2 separate regions of the Homo sapiens genome follow, and region 2 is linked to region 1. Evidence: chromatin contacts called from ENCODE Hi-C or POLR2A ChIA-PET data. All regions are on one chromosome and are shown on one strand. Each heading gives the region's core, a stretch centred on a gene start or an enhancer-like site at or near the end of the contact. The rest is flanking DNA. Distances are from core to core; before and after follow the strand shown. Region 1 overlaps ASCC2 (activating signal cointegrator 1 complex subunit 2). Region 2 holds the start of LIF-AS2 (LIF antisense RNA 2).

Region 1 (3,736 bases), core at 539-3,038:
CAATGGTGTTGCCTGACTTTCCTGGAGGAGCTGAGGAAATGTTTATTCCCTGACTCTCGCATCTCCCCAGACAGTCTCTTTGTCTTACCCCTGACTACACCTCTTTAAATTTGCCGTTTTCCCTTTTGAACAAGACTTAAGCCTAAGGGCTGGCTGGCTGGCGCTCATACAGACAGAGTTTGGCTTGCATTTTTTGTTGCTTGCCAACAGCCATATGCCTCTAAGGATATCCCTCTAAGAGACCAGTGTTTCTCAAAAAGTAGCTTTAAAGTTTTACAAAATTATTTCATGAAATAATGTTCATTGTAGAAAATTCGGAAAATAAAAAATGAAAGAGGAACATTATCATTCCCTCATAATCCCACCACCAAGAGATATCTACTGTTCACAGTAAGTTTTGGAATCCTTACATGCTAGCCTTCTTAAAATGGCACAGTCAGTTCAGTGCCTACGATGGACCGTTTTCCTCTCACTGTTGATTTGTCTTATTTTCAATGTAGTTTCCATAAATAGCCATCTACAGGGGTTCTAAAGATTTGTTATACATTGCTAAAGTATATCTTAAATGTTCATTATACTTGCCTGGCCTATGCGGTCAGATAATATCTACAGGATTCTGGGAGGATTTTCTTTTTTCTTTTTTTTTTAAGACAGGGTCCTGCTCTGTCACCGAGGCTAGAGTGCAGTGGCACAATCATAGCTCACTGCAGCCTTGAACTCCTGGGCTCAGTTGATCCTCCCACCTCAGCCTCTCAAGTAGCTGGGATTACAGGTACACACCATCTTGCCCAGCTAATTTAAAAAAAATTTTGTGGAGATGGGGGTCTCACCATGTTGCCCAGGCTGGTCTTGAACTTCCGGCCTCAAATGATCCCCTATCCTTGGCCTCCCAAAGTTTGGGGATACAGGAGTGAGCCACCACACCTGGCCCCAGGTTGTCTTTTTAATCCTCTTCGCCCTCCTTTAAGAAGGATGCTCCCATCATCCCCATCTTACATAGTTTTTACTCTGACCTCACTCTTGGAGAAGGTAATTGTCTCAGCTTATATCCTGGAAACATGGGTAAATATTCTAGAAACTCCAAGGCAGTTTTCAGATCACCTGACCCTGGCTGCTGCCAGGGGTCCTAGCCCTGGTTCAGTATGATGTGAGAGAGCCCGTTCTTGTCTTTCACAGGTCTTCAGCAATATCCTCCAGCACTGTGGTTTGCAAGGGGACGGGGCCAATACCACACCCCAGAAGCTTGAGGAGAGGGGCCGATTGACCCCCAGTGACATGCCTCTCCTGGTAAGGTTGCCCTTCGGCCCAGTCTCTTTCCTGCCGGGTCCCTCCAACCAGGGCCTAGCTACCCAGAGGCTGGGAAGATTGCCCCAGTAGAGGACCCAGTGGCCTCTTCCCTGCCCAGGGCCCCTTCCTCCAGCACAGTGAGCAACTATTATGTCCCATCACACAGGTTTAGAGCATTTTCAGCTGGCTTGGATTTCTCTCTGGGAGCTTCATTTATAGAGTAGTGGAAAGAACTGGGGAATAAGGATTCAGAGTCCTCATTTATTTCAGTTTGACATGTTCACTTGTGCGTTATTCATTGAGCCATTTATTCAGTGGACTTATATTGAGGAGTCCTGAGCATGTGCCAGACCCTGTGCTATGCCTGGAGGCAAAGCAGTAAACAAAAGCAGACTGGCCCCTGCGCTCATGGAATTTAGAGTTGACAAGGGTGACAGATAGAAGGCAAACATTCAGGAAGCCTCAACATGTGTCAGGTGCTGCCCTAGCCCTGGAGATAGAACAGGAACAAGGCAGCTATGAGCTGTCCTCCTGGAGATGGTGATCTCATTTCAGAAGGGCACGTGGCAGGTGCTGTGGGAGCAAATCATTTTACCTCTCGGAACCTCGGTTTCCTTTTCTGTAAAATAAAGATCCTCAATAGCTTCCCAGCCTACTTTTCAGAGTTGTCATGAGAACCAGGAAAGTGTGTAAGAAACTTAGAAGAAAGTGTTTTGTATACCCTCTTCAAGATGTGAAAAACCTATGGACTTAATATTCTTGTCCTGCCTCGGATGTTCCTTCTTTGCATGATGTCTTCAGATTCAAGAGTTGGTTTTCCTTTAGCTTAGAAGAGGGAACTGTATTATCTTAGAACTGGAAGTAACCCTAGCGGTGATTGGGTGTAAGGCCATTGGAGTAATGACCTGAGGCTTAGAGAGGTTAGGTGACTCACCCAGATCGTGCTCCTGAAGATGGACTAGCCAGACTTTGCCTGGGACCTCCAGTGTTCTTTTCCTCCTGTGTAACATCCTGCCTGTTTGGGACCCTGACTGTTTTAATGTTGTCTCAGGTGCTCTGCAGATCTGTATGTGTGGACAGAGGAGAATAATGCAGTGTATTCTTTTGGCAACAGGAATTAAAGGACATTGTTCTCTACCTTTGTGATACCTGCACCACACTTTGGGCCTTTCTGGATATCTTCCCTTTGGCTTGCCAGACCTTCCAGAAGCACGACTTTTGTTACAGGTAAGGCGGTAGTTCTGGCTGTTGAAATAGAGATACTGGCTTATGTACTAATTTAACAAATATTTACTCATTTAACAAATATTTACTGGGTGCTTAGAATGTACCAGTCCCTCTTCCAGCCTGGGGATGCAGCAGTGAAAACGACAGATAAGCCTCCTGCTTGTGTGGCGCCTGCATTTTAGAAGCACTCCTGTTTTTGGCCAAGACCAGGATAGGGCAGGGAAAAAAAATACACACACACATACAATGGGCTGGGCGCGTTGGCTCATGCCTGTCATCCTAGCACTTTGGGAGGCCGAGGCGGGTGGATCACCTGAGGTCAGGAGTTCAAGACCAGCCTGACCAATATGGTGACACCCCATCTCTACTAAAAATACAAAAATTACTGGGCATGGCAGCATGCACCTGTATTCCCAGCTACTGAGGAGGCTGAAACAGGAGAATCACTTGAACCCAGGTGGCGGAGGTTGCAGTGAGCTGAGATCGCGCCACTGCACTCCACCCTGGGTGACAGAGCAAGACTCCATCTAAAAAAAAAAAAAACGCACAACCAAGAATAGTTTCAGTTCAATAGAGTAGCCTGGGGGGAACACACACTAGGAAACAACAGGAGTGCTCCAACATGGAGCTGTGAGATCACCCTTGAAGGATGTCTTGAAGGAACAGGTATCTTCCAGACAAAGAAAAGTTCCCATAGCAGGAAGGGCATCCTAGGCAGGTGAAGTGAAGCATGCAGAGGCCCAGAGAGAGAGCTGGGGAGTGAAGTGTGACATGAGGCAGAGGGTGGGGACACACAGAACAGCAGGAAAACAAGCCAGTAACAAGAGCCCACTTTGGGTAAGTCAGTAGAAGTCAGATCGTGGGGAGCCTGGGATGTGCTGGCAGGGCCTTTATGCTGTAGGCAGTGGGGAGCCCCTGGAGGCTTTTATCCAAAGGAGCTGTTAGAAAGATCCTGGTGGGAGGGAGACAGATATGAAAGAGAATATGAGCCAGGGAGGCAGACCCACTTTGCCCTCTTAGCACCAAGAGTATCTGTTGCTTGTGCAGTAAGAAAGGGGTGGGTGTGGGCATTCCAGGCCAGGGTGAAAGGGTTGGCAACCTGCGTATTGCCTGGCAGTTGTGGGCACAGGCCTCTTCCTAGTGGCCTCTGATTGTCACTCTAGCAAGACGTTTCTCCCCACCATTTGTAGCAGCTTCTGGGAGCTGCCCAACTCCATCCATT
Region 2 (3,736 bases), core at 616-3,115, 430 kb before region 1:
CTCCCTGGCCTTGGAAAACCAACTCACACACCTTGATCTCAGGTCAGGGTCAGGCGGAAGGGCTGGGAAGGGGCCACAGGGGACTAAATCATCTCCTGGTACTGGGGGTCCCCTGGCAGCTTTAGGGACGGCATGGCCCCAGACGCGTGGCCATGCTGTCTGGCCGGCATTCCCGCATCTCATAGGGTGTATTTATTTTCACTTTTCTGTTGCATTTCTTGGAGGTGTCCCTGTGCTCATTTTGCCCGGCTCCCCACTGCTCCTTTCTGCCCTTCCTCATTCACAAATCGCCTGGCCTCAGAAGACGCCAGAACATGTGACACTGCCTTAGAGCCTCTAGAAGCACTTTTTGGGGACCTCCATCATTCTCTGAGGCTGGGCTCAAAGGGGCTTCCAAGGCAGGTCTGGAAGGGACCAGCCACTTCTCAGTTTCCCCAACCATCAATCAGCACCCGGAGGAGGAAACTGGGGTACGATTTCGCCAAGCCTCTCTCAGTCCTGCTTCAGAATGGAAATGCTGGACCGCCTTCCCAGAAGCACCTTCCCAGAGTGTCCCGACAGAACTGAGTCAGTCACCCCTACCCCCATGTCTTCCTAGCCCCTTCCCCAGCCTCACAGGTACAGTGGTCAGCAGGGCGAGTGCACTGGTGGTGTCTGGAGGCCTGACCCTCTGGGGCCCTGGGCAACGTGTTCCCCTCGGAGCCCCTTGGGGCCCAGTGGCAATGTGCAGATTGGAGGAGGCTACCTCTGGGGTGGCTTCCAGCGCCCATGTTCAGTTCCACTTTATGACCGTCTAAAGTCCACGCCGGCCCCGGCCCCTCCTCCTGGAGCCTCCTTCTCAGCCAAGCCCTAGCCCTCCTCCTCCCACTGCCCCCCTAAAGCCCCCCAACCAGGGGGCACAGGGGCCAGTCTCCATCTGCTAGTCCAGACTCGCTACCTCCCCAAACCCAGGTGAGTCAGGGCCGTCTGGGGCGCCCACTGCTGGGACCCCTGCTGACTCGGCCAGGGGCCCCCTCCTGGCGATGCCCATCTTCAGACAACTCCCGGGACAAGCCAGGCAGGAAAACCACAGGGCGTTTTGTCGAAGGCTTCATTATAATTTTATCAATCAAATTCTTAGAAGAGGGAAAAAGTCTGTTCTCCCCACCCTCCCCCCTCACTCGTCCCCCCCCTTCACTCTCACTTTCTTCCATTCATAATTTCCTATGATGCACCTCAAACAACTTCCTGGACTGGGGATCCCGGCTAAATATAGCTGTTTCTGTCTTACAACACAGGCTCCAGTATATAAATCAGGCAAATTCCCCATTTGAGCATGAACCTCTGAAAACTGCCGGCATCTGAGGTTTCCTCCAAGGCCCTCTGAAGTGCAGCCCATAATGAAGGTCTTGGCGGCAGGTAAATACACCCGCCCCGCGCCGGCTTCGCGTCCCCGCTGCGGGGCGCGGCGGCAACTTGGGGCGCTTGGCAGCGCGAGCCGGACGCCCACCCGCCGCAGACACACGAACACTTGGGGCGCCCGCGCAGCCACCGGAGGCGCTGGGTGGCGGCCCGGAGCGAGCGCGGGCACATGGTCCCAAGCACCGCACGCCCCGCGGCAGGTTGGCGGCGAGGGAGGGGGCGCCGAGCCTTCCTCCTCCTCCTCTTCTTCCCCCTCTCCTTCTCCTCCTCCTCCTCCTCGCTCCGGACACTCGCTGGCTGCTCTTCCCTCTGCGCTTTCTCCCAGATTCACTCTCCCTCTCTCTTTTTCTTTTCTTTCTTTCTTTCCGCTTTCTCCTTTCCAACCGCGGTCCCGGGCTGCTCCCAGGGAGGGGCGCGGGCGGCGAGCAGCTTGCAAACTCCGGCCTGGGACGGGAGCAGGTGCCGCCTCCATCTGCTGGTGTCTGGAAGCGTGTGGTCTGCGCTAGGTGAGATATAGGGGTGTGGCCCCCCTCCCGCAGCCACCCCGGGGCCTCAGCACTGCCTTGGGATGCTGGGACGAACAGGGGACCCAGGAGAAGTGAACTTGAGGAGGCCCCTGTCCCCGCTGTTCCAGCATGGGGGATCCGGGGGAGGTCTCCAGCCTCACTCGCCCGCTGACCCCGGCCCCCACCATCTTCAGGTGCCCTTCTGCAGAGCCCTGGAAAAGCGTCTAAGGGGGCCTGGGGGGAGTCGGGAGAACAGGCCCCCCTGGGGGAGGGGCAAACCAGGACATGTCGGGACAGCTCCCAGCTCTCCTGTCACCTTTCACTTTCCTTCCTCCCCGCCCACCCGACTGCCTATGACCTTTTGCCTTTTCTCTCTCCTGGTGCACCATTTCCTCTCCCTCCCTGAGCCGGTGTGTGTGTGTTAGGAGGGAGGGGAACCCCTGGGACAAGGGACAGCGGATGAGTCGGGAGAAGGCATGGAGTCAGGGGCTGTCCGGAGCTGGGGGAACAGAGAGTTTTGAATGATGATTTGGGGATGGAGAGTGGGGACAGCCAGGCAGAAATGGGGTGAGCTTGAGTGAGATAGGGGACACTAGGGAAGGAAGAGATAGAGGATGATGGGGGCGGGGGCAGAATTGGGGGCAATTGGCCCAGGGAGCCAGAATCAAGTGGCAGGTTTGGGAGGGAGATGAGGGTCAACCGAGGACTCCTCCCCACTCCCCCATGCCCCGTGGCCCCCATGGGTGCCTGGCTTCGGAGATTTGGGCTGCAATGGGCCAGTGAGTGGGAAGCGCTGCTGAGGAACCTGGGCCACCACGGGAGGTGGGAAGAGAGGGGTCTCCTTTCTCCTGGTGCCTGCTGGGCCTGGGGCCTGGTGCCTTCCAGCCAGAGGGCCAGGGGGCCTTAGGACCTTTGCCTTCCTGAGGGAAAGGGTGGGATGGCTGGGAGTCTCTCCTGGACCCTGCACCCTTTGGGTGGAAATGGCTTGTGTCTTGCCCTCATCTTTACGTCATCCCAGAAGAGAGCAGGGAGAACTAAGGTAGAGAAAGGGAGACAGAGAAACACACGCAGTGACAGAGTGAAGACTAGGCCCCAGGAAGACAGCTGCAGGTGGTGAGGGGGAACCAGGAGTCCTCTCCCATGCGGCCATTGTTGGACCCCCATCCGGTGTGCCATGACCCCAGGCCACCCTTTCCTGCCTTTCTACTCATGGCTTCTTCCTGACTGTCCCCAGGAGTTGTGCCCCTGCTGTTGGTTCTGCACTGGAAACATGGGGCGGGGAGCCCCCTCCCCATCACCCCTGTCAACGCCACCTGTGCCATACGCCACCCATGTCACAACAACCTCATGAACCAGATCAGGAGCCAACTGGCACAGCTCAATGGCAGTGCCAATGCCCTCTTTATTCTCTATGTAAGTTACCCCTGGGATACTGACAGGAGATGGCAGGGAGGGGGCTTGTAAATATCATTAGGGGCTGTCCTGATCTGGGTTGAGGGGACCTTTTGGGGCTGGAAGGAGAGAATGGGGAGAGGGCTTGATTAAACCACCCCCAGACTCCCGCCACTTCCTGCCCAAGCTTCCCCAGGGAAGCTTCCCCAGGGTGCCCAGTTAGCAAGGGGAGAACTGAGTGCAAAGGTGGGGACCTGGCACTTCTTATCTTGTGATTGTCCTGCTGCAGGGAGCGAGGGATGGAGGGGAAATGGGCGTGAGGCACCAGGGAGATGCGGTTGAGAGGCAGTGGGCTGTGGGTGCTGGGCATGGAGGGGCGTCCCGGAACATTGTGAGTGCAGGGATGGAAGTACTTGTGTGTGGTGCCCCAGCTAGGG

The links. A loop is a pair of places that touch in the nucleus more often than their neighbours do. ChIA-PET counts read pairs that join two places held with the same protein, here RNA polymerase II (POLR2A).
Region 2: a map of posterior vena cava shows a loop between it and region 1 (4-fold over the local background). The contact joins the promoter of LIF-AS2 here to the enhancer-like site in region 1. A Hi-C loop is called at or near these places in 1 of 168 maps with a recorded cell type or tissue (posterior vena cava). POLR2A ChIA-PET finds 5 or more read pairs at or near these places in 2 of 52 experiments (HepG2 and WTC11).

Annotation. Positions count from the first base shown.
Region 1 is chr22:29,812,208-29,815,943 of GRCh38, reverse strand. It overlaps ASCC2 (activating signal cointegrator 1 complex subunit 2), which reads left to right. Exons shown (of 20, transcript NM_032204.5): 7 at 1,177-1,287; 8 at 2,402-2,514. Among named protein-coding and RNA genes, the nearest start is that of ASCC2, 24 kb to the left of the region's middle. Within about 2 kb of position 1,788, at least 7 of the 41 ENCODE cell types and tissues checked have a DNase peak (open chromatin) inside an H3K27ac peak, as active enhancers do.
Region 2 is chr22:30,244,339-30,248,074 of GRCh38, reverse strand. LIF-AS2 (LIF antisense RNA 2) reads right to left here and starts at 1,865. Exons shown (of 1, transcript NR_148946.1): 1 at 1,082-1,865. LIF (LIF interleukin 6 family cytokine) reads left to right here and starts at 1,316. Exons shown (of 3, transcript NM_002309.5): 1 at 1,316-1,398; 2 at 3,142-3,320. The coding sequence starts at 1,380. RefSeq lists an enhancer at 2,866-3,366.